Regions from separate parts of the Homo sapiens genome. Here region 1 is linked to region 2. Evidence: chromatin contacts called from ENCODE Hi-C data. All regions are on one chromosome and are shown on one strand. The core of a region is the stretch at or near the end of the contact, and the rest is flanking DNA. Distances in the headings are between cores, read along the strand shown. Region 1 overlaps NCOR2 (nuclear receptor corepressor 2). Region 2 overlaps NCOR2 (nuclear receptor corepressor 2).

Region 1 (2,700 bases), core at 45-2,544, 110 kb before region 2:
TTATCTTCCAAGCAGCAGCCAGAGGGCTCTTATAAAGGCAGACGACTGCATCCCCCTGTGTGTTCCCCCCTGTGCTCCAAACCATCCATGGCTCCTGTCTCAAGCAGGAAAAAGCCAAAATCCTTGCCATGGGCTGCAGGTCCGGCGTGATCCAGCCCCGTCACCTCCCTGACCTCATCTCCCTGCAGCAGCCCTCTCAACCGCTCACGTACAGCCTCCCAGGCCACCCTGGAGTTCCTCAAACACGCCAGGCACATTCCCACCTGGGGACCTTTGCACCGGCTGTGCCCTCCGCAGGAGCGCCCTCCCCCAGGCACATTCCTCTTTCCTCGCTCCTTCCAGCCCTGGCTGCCCTCCAGGGCCTGCATGGCAGGGGAGACCTGTGGCTAGCCCTGTGGGGACTCTCGAGGCCACTCATGGCTGAGGCTGCAGCCCCACCACGTCCTCCTGGGGTGTGAGATTCAGCCACAGGGGCCCTGCCGGCCTTGAAGGGGGTCTCTGTGGCCTGGGGCTTGGGCCGCCTGCACTTGGGTCTGGGCTTGGGACTGGTGTCGATGCCAGTTCCTCTCGGGCACTGCCCCCTCGGGTACCCCAGCCAGCATCCCTGCCCCGACGCCCAACCCTTCCAGCACATCCTTCCTGCCCTTCCTCCCCTTCCTTCTCTCCTTCTACACCTTCCTCCCTCCTTCTTCCTCCCTCTCTTTCTTTCCACCCAAACAGCCCCCCTGTCCTGCTCACTCCCCTTCACCCCCTGCTTCCTCAGCTCCTGCCATCTCTCCCTGCTCATCCCCTGGGGCAACCTCCCTACCACAGAGCCACTCCCAGCCACCACCCAGCGCCACCCAGCCCATCTGCCTGCGGCCATCTGTCCTTGCCTTCATTACCTGCCCCTCCCCCTCACCTCCCAGCCGCCCCTCACCCATGGGTTCTGCCTGCCATCATCTCCCACCAGTGGCCTTGCCCCTCCCCCATCCACTCACCTCCCCCATTCCCTTGCTCCCCCACCCCCTACCCCCATCCGCTCCCCCTCCTTCCCCCACTCGCCTGGAGTCCAGGGTCCTGTGAGCCCAGTCAGCCCTTGCAGGAACTCACAACTCACAGCCGGACAAGGGCGCCTGGGGGTGCTTGGCCCGTGGCCATTTCTTGGCTGGAGAACGACACCTCCCACGTGTGTGTCCAGCCTGGGGCCTGCCACGCCTCCAGTGCCCTCCACAGCCCTTTGATTTCACTCCTCTTTGAAACAGAAAGTGGAACCTAGACGGTGGCGGTGGTGAGGATGTGCACAGATTAAGCACCTGTGGTTTGCTGCTGTGGGAGTTTGCTGTGGTTTCAGTAAAGCTCAGGACATACCAGGCTGGAGGCTTGTTCTCTCTCCAGCTTCCACAGAGGATGCCGATGGCAGGGCTGGTGGGGGAATCGCAGGCAGTGTCCCCAGAGGCTTCAGTCCCCCAGGGTCACTCAGCCACCCAGCTGTGTCTGACTGCCCAGGCCAGGGTGGGGCTGTGGCCAGGTGGCATCCTAATCCTTGTTGTAGCCTGGTGCCCGGCCAGCTGTGACACGGGCCCCTCCCTGCACAGCCCTGGGGCACCCTAAGCTCCTTAGCAGCCTCAGGGCAAAGGCCATCCTCCTCCTGCAGCGGGAGTAGGGGTGGGCGGTGGGGACTGGGAGACAGCCCCGGGGAGGGAAGTGGCCACTCAGGCCTACAGGGTCCCCTTTTCTGCCCAGTGCGGCCGGATTGGATTGAATGGTTGACCCCTAGGGTGAGGCACCTCCTTTATCAGGAGGCTGGCACGCAGGAGGCATTCACGCAGTGGTAAGAATGCTGCAGTGATGGCGGGTGCCATTAAGTGAGCGCCGACTGCCTGCCACGTGCCAAGTCATGCCCAGCCAGTGTCATTCCCTGATCTCTTCCCAGCCCAAGGAGGCTGGGTCTGTGACCCCCTTTTGTAGACGGCCCCAGGCTGAGCGAGCTGGACGTGGGGGAACGGGATTCAGGCCCAGGCAGCTGGGAGTGCACCCCATGCCTGCCTCCAGGTTGACCTGCTGCTGTGGGTCTCCCCTCTGGTCTCCCTGGTGGGGTGCCCTCCTCCCTCTGCCTGGCATCCCCCATTAGCACTGGAATCTGCTTTCTCCTCTTTTGTTTTGTTTTGTTGTTACAGAAGGCAGGAGAGAATTTTAGCTCAGCCTCCTGGGAGAGATGTTTCCATTTGAACAACTCCCCTGAAGTGGGGCCTGGATGGATAGCAGGCCAGGGTGTGTGTGTGCATGCGCGCGCGCGTGCGTGTGTGTGCGCGTTTGTGTGTGGGTGCGGGTGTGTGTGTGCGTGTGCGCGCATGTGCGTGTGTATGCGCGCATGTGCCTGTGTGTGTCCCTGCGTGTTTGTGTGTGTGTGTGTATGCGTGTGTGCACACATGTGCCTGTGTGCGTGCATGTACCTGTGTGTGCGTGCGTGTGTCCATGCGTGTTTGTGTGTGTGCGTGAGTGTGCATGTGTTGCACGTGTGTATGTGTGTTTGTGTGCGCACGTGTGTGCATGTGTCCGTGCATGTGCGTGAGTGTGCATGTGTGTATATGCATGTGTGCGTGTGTTTGTGTGTGCGTGTGTGTGCATGTGCACGTGTGTGTGCATGTGTTTGTGCGCAGGCAGCTCAGGGCCCAGCCTTGGAGGGTGACCAACCCCTGAGTGGGCAGTTGTCCCCCA
Region 2 (2,700 bases), core at 130-2,629:
AGTGCCCTGGGGCTGGTGATGGAGATGCGAGCGTGGTGGCCGTGGGGTTGGGGAAAAGCCACAGGTTCAACATGTTTTTGGTGGCTCATCTCCCATCAGCCAAGGGTCCAGGGCTCAGGATCACAGGTGATCACCTTGGATCACAGGTGCAGAGGTTCCCCTTGCAAATTCCTCTCCAGCTGGGGTGGCCTGGAGGACCCCAGTGTCGTCCTGTTTGGGTGTTGATGTCTCTGAGGTGTGTTCTTTCCTTTCTGGCCTCTGTCTTTGCTCCTGGCCTGGGTGACCCCACATCCCTGAGAATGCCACCTTTTACCCATTTTCAGCACAGATGCTTTGGGCCTCAAGGCCTCCAGCCCAGAACCAAAGATGGCTACCCAAGTTAGGGCCAATCTCGGTTGGCAGAGGGCAGACCCGCGGAGACTGCGTCCTGCTCACATCTGGATGGCTGGAGGAATTGTTTTCTGGTGGGGCAGGCAGGCCATTTTATTTCAACTACAGTGTGGTCTGTTTTCTCCCCTCCCAAGTCCCTTGGAATGGTCCTGGGCAGAGCAAGCGAGGGAGGAAAATCAGACCCGCAGGGTCATGCGGGGCCCTTGTCTCTGCCCTGGGGTTCACCCTGGGCCATGTTAAAGGGGGAAGTCCTAGGACATTCCCTAGGAACTGAGGTTCACCCGGATCTCTATAGGTTCCACAAAACAAAATCTCAGGGTCCCCAGGAACCACTGCCAACAGGAACCGCGCCCATGCGTGTGAGAAGTGGACGGCCTGACCCTGACCCTGTGATGAGCAAAGGCCTGGCCTGCGGGTTTCTGAGGGCACCAAATCCCTGAGCTTCTTGCCCGACAGTCCCAGCTTGGAAAACAGTGTTCATGGTGTGGCTGGGTCTGCCCTGGAGGCAGGCAGCCAGGGCCATTGTGCCTGGATAGCGGGGTCAGGGCAGACGGCTCCCCGCCCCGCTCCTGCTGGCTGTGGGGACAGAGTCATAGAAACACATGTTTCTGCCTTCGCCGGGGGACCGCTGAGGTCATGGGGCAGCCCCATTGATAAGCTGCCTCCCAGAGTCTGTATTTTGGGTCCATGTGGCTGGCCCCGGACTGGGGAGCCGGGGGATCAGCTTGCATCCTGTCCGTCCCCAGAACACTCAGGCTAGGCCTGAGGCCCCGCAGGGCACTTGCAGCCTCCCGTCCTCTCCCCTGCAGCCCCGCCCAGGGCCGTGTCCTCCCTCCCCGAGCTGGGCCTGGCGTACGTCCACCCCTTGCCCAGTGTCCAGCACACAGCCCCCGGGTGCAGGAGTCCTCGGCTGGGAGTCAGGACACCTGGTTTGTCCCGCCCTGTGCGACTAGGCCCAGGCCCCCGCCCTTGGGGCCTGCTTTGCCCTCTCAGTGAACGAGGCTGGACTCTGGCCAGCCTGCTGACCTCGTCCTGGCCGGCAGCCCGCCACCCCTCCCTCTGCCGGCCACGACTGCGCAGGGCCGGGCGGACGCTGGAGGACGCGGACGAGATGCGTCAGAGTAGGCCCTGGCAGCCAGGGCCTCCCGGGAAGGGCTGGTGGGACGGGCGGGCCCCCCAGGCGACCCCTGCTCCTGGCTGCCCGCCCAGTATCATCCCTCCTGCCTGGCAGCCCCAGTGGGGGAGCTCTGTGTTCCTGGATGGACGCAAGATGACTCTCATCTGGCCCCCCGCCCCGGTGACTTTGGGAGAGAGAAAATCACATTCTCCTTCGGCCCGCTGGCACTTTCTTCGAGGTGGCTCTGCCTGGGTGTTTTCTTGGCAGACGACCAGAGATAGTGGCTTCAATTGCAAAACCCCGAGCCTGCCTGCCTTCCCCTCTCTTACTCTTCAGAGAAGGTGCCTGGGTGCTTTTTTGGCAGGGCCTGGCCTTGGGAGTCCCCTCCCCCAAGCCTCAGTTTTCTCATCTGTAAGGTGGGCGTGGATGGCTTATTGCAAGAATAACTCAGTTAATGACGGGCCACAGTGGGCGCTCAGAGATTAGCTGCCCTCCTTTGGATCTGCTTTGGGACACCCCCTAGAGGTCACCCCAAGAGGGGGCTGGAGTGCAGCTCCTTCAGCTGTCCCTCTGGCATTTTGGAAGATCATAACAGCAATTTCACCTTTGTTACTTTATTCTGCAAGTGACTGATGGCACCAGCATGCGCCAGGCGCCGGGGGCGCTGGAAACTGCACAGACAAGGCCCTGACTCCAGGCACTTACATTCTAGTGAGGGCATGGAGAAGGAAACCATTGTTTACGGGATGAGTGGGTGATGGGCAGATGGGGCATGGGGAGCAGGGGAGAGTGGGCTGGTCAGGCAGGGAGGGCCTCTGGGGAGGTGACATTGGAGGGCAATGAGAGCCTTAGTGTGAGGGAAAGCCAGACCCCCTGGGAACCACCAGTGCAAAGGCCCTGTGGCCGCATGAGCGTATGTCCAGTGGACAGCAGAGAGGCCTATAGCAGGGTGTAGAGTGGAGTGAGCAGCCCAGGGCAGAGAGGGCGGAGAGGTCAGAGAGGTGGGCAGGCCCCACGGGTGGAAGTGACGGGTCAGGGTTTTATCTTGGGGCCTTGGAGAGGCAAGGGATGCCTGTTCACAAACCAGCCCTCCCTCTCCCTCCTAGCCCTAGGATGGTGGCAAGGATTGTCCCAGCTTGATGACCATGGGGAAACTGAGGCAAGGGCTGGGTGGAGAGGGGATGTACTGTTGC

Evidence for each region. Hi-C counts contacts between places; a loop is a spot of excess contacts on that map. Pooled maps may share reads with other maps.
Region 1: a map of heart left ventricle shows a loop between it and region 2 (1.9-fold over the local background). The contact joins two enhancer-like sites. A Hi-C loop is called at or near these places in 4 of 168 maps with a recorded cell type or tissue (K562, body of pancreas, breast epithelium and 1 more) and 4 of 50 pooled maps.

Annotation. Positions count from the first base shown.
Region 1 is chr12:124,479,150-124,481,849 of GRCh38, reverse strand. The region is part of intron 5 of NCOR2 (nuclear receptor corepressor 2); the gene reads left to right. Among named protein-coding and RNA genes, the nearest start is that of NCOR2, 87 kb to the left of the region's middle. RefSeq lists enhancers at 962-1,469, 1,470-1,979, 2,489-2,700. Within about 2 kb of position 1,294, at least 16 of the 41 ENCODE cell types and tissues checked have a DNase peak (open chromatin) inside an H3K27ac peak, as active enhancers do; they include body of pancreas, breast epithelium and heart left ventricle, where a contact is called at or near this core.
Region 2 is chr12:124,368,335-124,371,034 of GRCh38, reverse strand. The region is part of intron 22 of NCOR2 (nuclear receptor corepressor 2); the gene reads left to right. Among named protein-coding and RNA genes, the nearest start is that of MIR6880, 32 kb to the right of the region's middle. RefSeq lists an enhancer at 1,449-1,950. Within about 2 kb of position 1,379, at least 29 of the 41 ENCODE cell types and tissues checked have a DNase peak (open chromatin) inside an H3K27ac peak, as active enhancers do; they include body of pancreas, breast epithelium and heart left ventricle, where a contact is called at or near this core.